Linked DNA regions of Homo sapiens: region 2 is linked to region 1. Evidence: chromatin contacts called from ENCODE Hi-C or POLR2A ChIA-PET data. All regions are on one chromosome and are shown on one strand. Each heading gives the region's core, a stretch centred on a gene start or an enhancer-like site at or near the end of the contact. The rest is flanking DNA. Distances are from core to core; before and after follow the strand shown. Region 1 holds the start of CDK5R2 (cyclin dependent kinase 5 regulatory subunit 2). Region 2 holds the start of NHEJ1 (non-homologous end joining factor 1).

What was found. A loop is a pair of places that touch in the nucleus more often than their neighbours do. ChIA-PET counts read pairs that join two places held with the same protein, here RNA polymerase II (POLR2A). Pooled maps may share reads with other maps.
Region 2: a pooled map shows a loop between it and region 1 (3-fold over the local background). The contact joins the promoter of NHEJ1 here to the promoter of CDK5R2 in region 1. A Hi-C loop is called at or near these places in 2 of 50 pooled maps. POLR2A ChIA-PET finds 5 or more read pairs at or near these places in 2 of 52 experiments (OCI-LY7 and activated T-cell).

What each region holds. Positions count from the first base shown.
Region 1 is chr2:218,957,805-218,963,259 of GRCh38, forward strand. It overlaps CDK5R2 (cyclin dependent kinase 5 regulatory subunit 2), which reads left to right and starts at 1,862. Exons shown (of 1, transcript NM_003936.5): 1 at 1,862-4,351. The coding sequence starts at 2,017. The coding sequence ends at 3,120. RefSeq lists a silencer at 1,845-2,114.
Region 2 is chr2:219,158,056-219,163,597 of GRCh38, forward strand. It overlaps NHEJ1 (non-homologous end joining factor 1), which reads right to left and starts at 2,760. Exons shown (of 8, transcript NM_024782.3): 1 at 2,665-2,760; 2 at 131-307. The coding sequence starts at 307. SLC23A3 (solute carrier family 23 member 3) reads right to left here. Exons shown (of 12, transcript NM_001144889.2): 10 at 5,333-5,500; 11 at 4,244-4,339; 12 at 3,410-4,149. The coding sequence ends at 3,854. RefSeq lists a silencer at 2,425-2,544.

The DNA.
Region 1 (5,455 bases), core at 612-3,111:
CCAGTGTTTCCGCCAGTGCAACTCAGTCTCTACAGGGCTTGTCCTTAACTACCGGTGAACTGACTATTCCTTGGTTGGCAGATAAAGAGTGACTCAGAACACCTTGTAGGAGGAAGTGGGGCCAATTACAGGAGCTGAAAAGAGGGAACACTTTCAAGAACTATGAGGAGAATGAGTTTGGGAAGGTCAGCTTGGGCTGCAAGAAAATAAAGATCAGATCCTAGGGAGCAGAGATACCCTGTTGAAAAAGTGCATATTGGGTGCTGAGTTAGGGAGAAGGTACAAGGCTGCATGTGCACAGTGGTAAAGAGGAGGGGAATGGAGACAGGCAGACCACAGGCCTCCAGGAGGGTGTGAGTGACCAGGGGCTGTGGAATGGCTGGGAAATTCTGTACCTCTGGTAGCTGGAACTGCAGCCCAAGTGGATTCTAGAACAGCCTATCTGCAGTGACACACACACACACATATATGCACAAACCAACCCTGACAGCAGTGGATCCTTGGAGCTATGTTTGCGGTCTGTGAGGAGCATGGAGGTGACTCCAAGGGCAATCCTTAGAATTTACTGAAATACATAGGCAGGGGTTTGGCTCCACATGGAACCCATATGCACCTACAAGGTCCACTTACTTAAGAAGCCTGAAGGCTCTTGTGCTGGGGGAGCCACAGAGAGCAGGCTCCAAGAAGGGTGGACATGATCTAACAAGGCAGATAGAATAGGTCCAGAACTAGCTGTGCTCAAGACCTGCAGGTAAGGCCTGGGGAGTCCAAAATCCAGGGCAAAGGGCTGATGGGTACTCAGGAGGTAACAGACAGACCCAGAGAGAAGTGGACAGGACCCAGCCTAACAGCTTGCTCCTGGGAGTGGGGACAGCTGGAACCTTACCTGCAGGAAGCATTTAATGATGAAACCCACCTCAACCTGGACCCAGGGCTGGGCTGGAGGTTGGTCCAACCCTCTTGGGCTTCCGTCCACACAGGAGGCTCCGTTCACTATCCAAGACTGGGTAGACCAAGTGATCCAATTTCTAGCGTTTCCCCAGGGACCAACCTTATCCATCATCCACCCAAGTATGAGATCTGTGTGTGTTAGTGGGGACAACCAACCGAGAGGAGCTGCCCAGGGACCAGAGCCAAGGGTCTGCCCCACAGGCTCAGTTGCAGAGAATCAGGACGGCAAGCAGAAGCCTCAGGGGCATATTTGAGACCTTGCTGCTCCCCCTCTCCCCCTCAAGCTGGAACCCCCAAGAAGGCGGGTTGTGACCTGCAAGAAGGCTCTGCCAGGACTCCCAAACAGGCAGGGCAGAAATGTGCCTGCTGCAGCCCCCCTAGCGACCTGGGGGGTGGGGGGCGAGGTGGGGTCGCGAAGAGGAAACAGACCTGACAGTCACATTGGAGGAGCCAGTGCAACGCGACCCATCTGGGACCTGGGCATCCGGTGAGGGCACTCACTGCTCACACTGGCCCCCCACACAAATTCAAAGGCAGAGGGAAGGAGAGCTGTTCCCATGGTTTATCTGCTACCGCGACCCAGTGCATCAGAACAAGCTGGTCCAGGCCCTAGGATCCGGAGGAGGCAGGAGCAGCCACCACCCCTTCTCAACTCTGACCCTGAGGAGGCCACTCGAACGACGACCACCGCCTTCCCCTTCCTCCGCTCGGGGGAAGGGAAAAGACTCAGGGCGGAGGGTGGGGATTGGGGCGGGACTTGAAATTGAAGTGCGAGAGTCTATTGGTCATTGGAGCTGCCCATCAGGAGTGCAACTCGGGAGCGGATTGGCCGCGTGAGGCGGGGCACGGCGCGACGAAAAAAGGGGCCCAAGGGGTGGGGCTGACGCTGCAGCTGGCGCAGCTCAGGATTAGAGCAGCGGAGCCGCCTAGCAGCCACCTTCCCCCGCCAGTCCGCGCGCCCGGGCCGGGGCTAGGCCCCCCACCGCCGGGTCCCCCGGGGCTGCAGTAGCAGCGGCGCCGCCCGCGGCTCCCGCTGGGGCCTGGGCGCCGGCCCCGCTCTGCAGGATGGGCACAGTGCTGTCTCTTTCGCCTGCCTCCTCGGCCAAGGGCCGGAGGCCCGGCGGGCTGCCCGAGGAGAAGAAGAAGGCGCCGCCCGCGGGGGACGAGGCGCTGGGGGGCTACGGGGCGCCGCCAGTGGGCAAGGGCGGCAAAGGCGAGAGCCGACTCAAGCGGCCGTCCGTGCTCATCTCGGCGCTCACCTGGAAGCGCCTGGTGGCCGCGTCCGCCAAGAAGAAGAAAGGCAGCAAGAAGGTGACACCCAAGCCGGCATCCACGGGCCCCGACCCCCTGGTCCAGCAACGCAACCGCGAGAACCTTCTCCGCAAGGGCCGGGATCCCCCCGACGGCGGCGGCACCGCCAAGCCCCTGGCGGTGCCAGTGCCCACCGTGCCCGCGGCTGCCGCCACCTGCGAGCCACCGTCGGGGGGCAGCGCGGCCGCTCAGCCGCCGGGCTCGGGCGGGGGAAAGCCTCCGCCGCCGCCTCCCCCAGCCCCGCAGGTGGCGCCGCCGGTGCCTGGCGGCTCGCCGCGGCGGGTCATCGTGCAGGCGTCCACCGGCGAGCTGCTGCGCTGTCTGGGCGACTTCGTGTGCCGACGCTGCTATCGCCTCAAGGAGCTGAGCCCGGGCGAGCTGGTGGGCTGGTTCCGCGGTGTGGACCGCTCGCTGCTGCTGCAGGGCTGGCAAGACCAGGCCTTCATTACGCCTGCAAACCTGGTGTTCGTGTACCTGCTGTGCCGCGAGTCGCTGCGTGGGGACGAGCTGGCGTCGGCCGCCGAGCTGCAGGCCGCCTTCCTCACCTGCCTCTACCTCGCCTACTCCTACATGGGCAACGAGATCTCCTACCCACTCAAGCCCTTCCTCGTGGAGCCCGACAAGGAGCGCTTCTGGCAGCGCTGCCTGCGCCTCATCCAGCGGCTCAGCCCGCAGATGCTGCGGCTCAACGCCGACCCCCACTTCTTCACGCAGGTCTTTCAAGACCTCAAGAACGAGGGCGAGGCCGCCGCCAGCGGCGGGGGCCCACCGAGCGGGGGCGCGCCCGCCGCCTCCTCGGCCGCCAGGGACAGCTGCGCGGCCGGAACCAAGCACTGGACTATGAACCTGGACCGCTAGGGATACCCAGGGGCCGCGCCCATCCCCCGCCCCAGCCCCTGACACACACTCGGACCCCCCGGGACCACAAAGCCACCGCCGCTGTTACCGCCGCTCAGCGCCCCGGCTGGGCGGAGGAGGAGACGCCCATGCCCCTCAGGGGAAAGTGGAGACCGGGACACCAGAGGCCGCGGTGTTTGGATTTGCTGGGCGTGGAGTGGGGACGGAAGATGAGCGCGGGAAAGGCACTCCAACCTCACTCTTCCCGTCTGTCTGCGCCCCCATTTCTCCATTTCTGCCGGGGTCTCCCCCTTCCCTTCAGCCCATTCCCCCTCGGTTTTATCCATTTCCTTGCCTCCTTTTTGTGTCTTCATTTTTCCTCCTGTCTGCATTCCTCTCTCTCTCTCTCCCTCTCTCTCCTGTTCCTCTCTTTCTTCCTCCCTCTCCCTGCCTTTCCATTTTCCGTTCCTTGGGTTTGTGTGTCTGCATCTCCATCTTACCCCTTGCCTGACTGTACCCCGTAGACCCCTGTTTCTCCTCCTGCACCTGTGTCCCCATCTGCCCTTCTTGTTGCTCCTGTCATGTGTCACCATCTTCCCTCCTGTCTGCCTTCTTCCTCCACTTGTGTCAGCTTGCATTTTTTTATTCCTGACTGAGTCACCACACCCCTCTCCCCTGATCAAAGGGAATATTAGTTTTTAATTTGGATCGACTGAGGTGCCAGGAGAAACTGCAGTCCCAGGTATCCAGACAGCCACCAGGATGGTCCCTCGCCCCACCCCCACCGCCTCTCCCCACCTTTTCCAACGTGTTGCATGCTGGGAGCTGGGGGGTGTGGGGGAAGGGGCTGCCGGCTTCTTTCAGGAGGCTGAGGTTTGGAGGCAAAATCAACCTGGGAGACCACCCCGGCCGCGGCGCCTCAGTGGACAGGTGGGAGGAAAAGAAAACTTCTTACCTTGGAGGAGGGACATCCCGCTTCCTTATCCTTAGCTTTTTTGTTGCTCCTCCCCACTGCCCCTTTTAATTTATTTGGTTGTTTGCGGAGGGAGGGGGGAGGGGGGTAGGCTGGGCCGGGAACTGTCCGAGGTGCTGAGCTGGGGCGGGACCGGAATCCTCCCGGTAGGGTACCAGGGACTGAGTTGGGCCTGGGGCCGTGTCCAAGGTGCCAATGATGCGGGCCGACAGAGCGGGCCGCACTGTCTGTCTGTCCGTCTGTCCCGGAAAGAACTATAAAGCGCTGGAAGCGCCTGCAGATGGTTTTGCGCCGGTCTTTCTTTGGGCCCCGGGAGGGAGGGAGTGGGAGTGGTAATGGAACTGTCACAGACAGAGCAGAAAGGCAAGAGATGGGGCTCTAGTAGGGGAGATCAAGTACCTGAGAACTTCTCCTCCTCCCCATCCCCACCCCCGCCATCGGCTTCCATTTTACAGAGAGTAAAGAGTAAAGCGAGGCAGCTGAGGGTGAGGCCTGGTGATAAAGCTGAATCCATCCCCCCACTTCCGCCTCCATCTTGTCTGACCTAGCTCCTCATTAATGCCCGGGCCACTTAGAGACCGAATCATGGGGACAGCGGAGTTGTGCCCTTTCTGTGATGAGACCCATTGAGGCAGAACTAGCTAGTCCTTATTGCTATTTTTCCCTTCCTCCCCATCTCTCCCCACCATATATCGGTCAAGAGTACAGTCGGGCCTAAGTCTGTGTTCACCACTCCCAAGTGGGGCCTGTCTGCCATACTTCTCTCCTCATCCCCCAACCACCATGGGGCTGCTTCGACGATGCCCAGGTCGCACGCCCACTCAGGAGTCTTGGGGGGTCCATCCCTGCTTGAGACTCAGACCCTTGCCCTTTATCCCCAAGAAGGGGCAAACAAGGGCAGTTGGGGAGAAGGAAGCCATTCTCTGGGATTGAAACAGGAAGGAAAATGCGCTATTTAGCCTGAGATCCCTGCTCGGTCCCCATTGCCTTCTTAGCCACGTGGCTAAGCGCCCTGTTCACTGTTTCATTGGCCCAAAGAGGCCTGGCTTCAACAGAGTGCCCGCGGCTCCGACCCTAGTCTGGCCGTGGCCGAGAAGATCCGGAAAGAACCCGGGGGGACCTGCCAAGACGAGGCCCGGGTTCGCTGTCCGTGGTGCTGAATGGCGCGCTCGGGCGGGGTCGGGGCTTGTAAGGGCAGGAAGAGTTGCAGACTCGGCCTCAACTAGGTCTTCCGGATAATTTGGGAATAGGGTGTCATCTATTCTGGCGGCGAGTTATAGAAGTCTGGCTCCAGAACCCAAAAATGTCGGTCCCCACTTGCCCTCCCGGGACGACAGGACTCGATTCCCCTGGCCTCAGCCCAGCGCCCTTGTAACCTGCCTG
Region 2 (5,542 bases), core at 1,510-4,009, 200 kb after region 1:
GTACAGGTAGAAGTACAGGACATTAACTGGAATTGTCTCAACCCGATTCAACCTTCCTTGGGAAACTACAGGCCAGCAAGCTGGTTGATGTTCACATCCCCGACACAGCAGTACTTCTCCTCATACTTACCTTGGCTCGCTGGCTGACCACACTAGTGTCCACCTGTTCATGCCACACCTGTTGAAGATCTGAAACCAACAAGGCATAGCCCTGCTTGGTGATAAAAACCTTGGCCAAGAGGGAGTTCTCTGCAAGCTGTAGCCACGCCCATGGCTGCATCAACAGGCCTTGCTCCAGTTCTTCCATCTGCAAAAAAGTCCTCATTTAGTAAAGAGCCTCAGGGTCATGCTGGCCTAGGGAGGGCACCACCCAAACCAGTCTGTATCAACTAAAATCTCATGAAAATCCTCCCTGATAAAATAGAAGGCATGGATTTACGTTCTCCCAGTATACAACCAGCTGAGCACTGACTTTACTACCTCCTGGCCACTAAAAGTATATTTAAAATCTTGAGGGTTTTTTTTTTCCCATATTACATTCCTAGAGGACAGAAAATCTTTCTTCCATAGTGTTTAAACCTCAGCATATTGCTGTTAGTATTTCTGCTTTCTAATACTATAACATAACGTGGAAACCTAAACCCTTCTTGTTCCATCTTTATCACATTCCTAATAAATATGTCACTCCTATCCTTTCCCAGAACTAGAAGAGAAGGAATAGTTCTTGTCTTATAAAACATCATAAGTCATAGTGTCAGGGCCAGGAAATTCGAAGTATTTGATCATTATCTAAAAACAAAGTTTAGGAAGCTCTCAGGATTTTTTTAAAAATCCCTAAAACAGGTTCTTAATCTAGAGTCAATGCATGTGAATCCTCTAGAATTATATGAAAATGTTATGTGTACACGCATATATGCATGGGGAGGGGGAAGAGGTCTACAGCTATCATCAAACTCTCAGGGATCGATGACACAAAAAAGAGCTAAGAACCTGTGTCCAGGAGCAACAGAAAAGACCTAAATTTCATTTCAACAAAAACCAGAATGACTAGGAAATCATGAATACAAGGCAGAGCACATCACAGAGGTAAAGACTGAATTAACTTCCACTTAACTCATCCTCCACATTCCCACTCCAGTGCACTGCCACCAATGACAACATGCCCAGCCTGGAACCCCTGCAAAACAACTTTTCTATCTCAGCAGCTAAAGTAGTAGGCTTAACCTAGTAGACAATCAGAACTACGGCTGCTTGACAGAGAATGTGATTGTTTTTCCTGTGGGGGAGAAAAAAATATGTCAATTTCCTTCATTATTCCAGTCTACAAATATAAAATGAACAGAAGTACCAGGAAGGAAAAATTTAGAATGTAAATAATGAAATTCCTTATTAAGTCTGATTAACACAGTCATTTCCCCTAGCTTTTGAAGTGTGCCCTTGTGACTTGTGACATAACTTTATATATATATGCATATATATATGCATATATATATATGCATATATATATGCATATATATATGCATATATATATGCATATATATATATGCATATATATACATATACGTGGTGATCTTTCTTTATGGCATCCTCAAAGCCTTGTGTTTGGAGGATGGTGTTTCCGTCACATTTCCCACATGCTGCTCTTATGGGGACAGAAGTGGTCATGGGATGATTAAGCTAGTCCTAGCCGGACAAGAGCTCCACAATGCCAAAGGTCACAAACGCGAATAAAGTCGCCACTTTCATCTCCCTTATAGGCACTCCCCAGTGTACTCTTAACAGTTGCCAAAATTGGGTTTACTATTCTAGCCCATTCCTTCGGAAAGCCCGGAAGCTCAGAACCCTCAAATTGATGGGTTTTGTTTGTCTGTTGGGTAAAGGGGGAGGAGTTTAAAATGTGGCCAGGAGTAACGGGCCCTATAAAAAGGCCTGACACATTGGGCACCAGACCCCGGCTGCCTGCTCCCACCACACGCGTCCCGTTCTGCGTCCGAAGCTTCTACACTTCATCCTTTTCTTTTTTCCTTCAAGGCTGCCTCTAACATTCACATTAACGAGATTCACGGGTTTATTTCTCTTGAGTGGAGGGGCGCTGAGCGGCATCCCGGCGGAGGGGTCCCTTGAGAACCTTTATCTGCACCGAGTCCGCTCCTCAGCAGTGACCCCTCTGGGCAGTTCCTCCGACGCCCTGCAGAGGGCAGTAGAGGCCCAGAGAGCATCCCGGCTGGGCCCCGCCCGGTCCCCCTGGGACAGCGCGAACCCTAGGTCCCACCACAACCATAGCCCCACCCCAGGAGCCGCCAGGCGTCCCGCTTCCACCCGCCCCAGCTATAACAGCCTTCGCTGTCCGCCTTCCCATTTCTACAGCACTGGCTGCACTGGGGCGCGGCTTCAAGGGGCAACAAAGCCGGCCACCAGCGGCTTCGTCGCACCAAACAGGCGACCAACGAGTACCTTCACTCGAGCCCTACCATCCACGCCGGGCAGCAGCCAGCGGACTGCGCACGCGCGGCCCCGCCCACCCCTCCCCCGGAGGCCTGCCCTGGACCCCGGCAGCGCGCGCTCCCTCCAGGGAGAAAAGGCCAGCGCCAGGGCCAACCCGCAGCGTCTGAGCAGCCCCTCGCTGGCTTGCTCCTGCCCGGACTCGAACGCGATTCCACCTACCGTCAGCGGCCGCGAGAGCGCCCACTCTCTTAGCCGCACGCACGCTTTCCTGCCCGCTCGCGCAAACCGAAAGGCCTAGAGTAAGAGGCCGCTTTCCCCCCACCGCAAGAGGAGGCAGGGTCTTGGGATACAGGGGCGGGGCCTATGCCTGGCGTGGGCGGGGCTTCTGGGCCTGGGACACTGATGAGAGGAGCGCCCCAGTGGCCAGGGTAAGTGGAGGAGAGGCCGGGCAGCCGGCTAGTAGAAGGGTAGTGGCGCGTCTTGGAGTCACGCTGGCCGAGTGGAAAGAATAGCGGGCGAGGCGCAGGAGAGGGGAGCCCAGGTTTGGATTTGTCAAACTTGAGTCACTTCTCTTCCCTCCCCTACCTATCCGGTCTCTTTTTAACAAAATAAGGGATTGAACTTCTGTAGATGATCTCTCAGGTCCTCCACCAGCACTAGAGTTGTTGAAGGAAGGAGTCTCCCAGGCATAAGTCCCATAGTCCGACCTCATCCTTTACCTCTCCTGCTTCATTTCTCCATCATCCCCGTACTTATACTCCCTCACTACTGAGAAATTTGAAACCCCTCACCTATCTTGGACTTTGTACAACCCATGGCTTTGCTCAAGCTGGACCCCGAACCTGAAAACTTCTCTGCATCCATTTTCCAAAACCAAAAATCCTCATTTGTCAAGGCCATCCTCATTGCTTCTTGCATAAAGCCTTTCCCACTGTCCCCAATCAGAATTCATTATCCCTTCCTCTTTGCTCCCACGGCATTATTTTAATCTTTATTACAGACTGCTTTCTGCTTTGCATTTTCGTTAGTAATTACAAAGGTCTTTTTAAACCGTAAATGCCTTGAGACGGCATGGACCCTGTCTTATCCCTGTAGTTCCAGGACCTTGCACATGGGAGATGCTCAGTAAGTATTAAAGTGAATGCTGGGGTTCAAGTGGCATTGATAGTACACAGGCAAAATCTCAATCATTCATGGTCCACTAAATCATGGCCTCTGCTCTGGAACAGTTAGGCCTAATTAAGACAAGGAAAGGCAACCCACCCTATTGGGAAATGGAACCTCTAGACAGTCCCATGTAATACACACACACATATCCTCTGCCTACAAGAAAGAACAGTTTGGGAGCTGACTCTCCAGCAGATGAGAGTTAGGGCTAAATTAACCAGGGCAGAAGTAGGCGTTCTGGTCATTTCTGGGACCTAAACCCTTCTCTGCTAGATTCAGGGCATGGCTCCCCTGAGCCAGGCAGCAAGTCTGCCATCTCTTCTGGCTCAGAGGAGCCTCCTTCCTCATCCCCAGGGTCTTCAGGCAGTGGGCAGAGGCAGTGGAGAGGCTGGGGGATGCAGGGACAGAGGTTTTGGATGGGGAAAGGAAGTCTGTACACTTGAGCAGCCTTCTCCCTGGGCTTCTGAGGCATTCGAGCCTCTTGGGCAGTGAAAGGAGATGGTAGCCCTTGACCTAGGCCTCGCTCAAGCTGTGTGCCTGCAAAAGAGAGGTTTGTCAGGCTATTGCCCATCCCAGGGAGGGATGGCTTCCTGGCCACTCCCCAGTCTGCTAGGGCCTAGCCTCAACTTACCAGGAATCGTGTTCTCTAGTAGGAAGCCTGAGAGTCCAGCCAGGAAGATGGGCTGTGTCAGCAGTGAGTGCAGTAATACATCCAAGGGGCTCCAGCCTATGAAGAGTTGGGGCCAGGCAGGAAGGGAACTCTGATCCTATATCCAAGCCCAGGAGTCTTACCCTCCCAGACCTAAACCTAAGCCTTGGACTAAGGACAGATCTTTCTGAATTGTCATTTCATCCCTCTCACCCTTTGTCTTTCTACTCTCCACTTTCCAAATCCAGGCCTTTCCCACAGGATTCCTGCTCAACACCCTGTGTTCTGATCATCCACACACCCTCCATATATGCTTTGACTATTCCAGGTTCCCTTTCTCTAGAAAGCGTAATATTTAAGTCCCAACCTCATCTCCCATTTTTTACCCTCTATGCTCTATCCTGGGTTTTTCAACCTCAGTCCTACTGACATCTTGGACCAGATAATTCTTTGTTGGGGGTGGTGGTGCAGGGGGGATGTCCTGTACAGTGTAGGATGTTTAGCAGCATCTTTCTATCCACTAAACCCTAGTAACAACTCCCTCTTCCTCCATTTGTAACAGCCAAAAATGTCTCCAGACATTGCCAAATGTCCCCATGGGGGCAAAATCACCCAGTTGAGAACTGGGTGAGACAAATTAAGCAATTTACTGCTCTCAGGACATATCCTAAGACTTCCCACTTCTGTGTCTTTGCATAAATGATGGTTCCTCCATCAGGAATGACCTTCTTCTCACCAAAGATGTTTAAAACTTACCATCCTTCAAGACCAGCTCTGTTACTGGATCACCTCAAACAGAAGCTATCTCTCTTGCCACTGAGCACTGTAGCTCTTTATCTGAACCTTTCCTGTTATTTTCCTACACATCTCATCTCTTGTACTACGCTGTAATAACGGAAGGCATCTTTGTATTCCAAATGGCTAGCATAGTGCTCAATAAATATCTGTTAAACAAATGGATGAAGTATTTACACCAAAGCCCAGAGAAGGCTGTGGGGCCAGGAGTCCGGGCAGCCTGAAGCCTCAACTTGCTTTCCTGCTACTGAGCAACGCCTCTTCCCTTCCACCTACCTGTGCTGAACAGGACTGGGGCTTCCCGAAACCATCTTGGCAGCAGCAAGGCCATGAAGATGGAGAAGCCCACAATGAAGATATTTCGCCCAGAGTCTATGTCAGCCAGGTAGAAGCTGGAGAATCCAGCAGACAAAACCACAGCCTGGGTCACCCCCAGCACCCCACCTGTCTCATACAGAAGAAATCAAGGGGGTCAGGAGGAGTCAA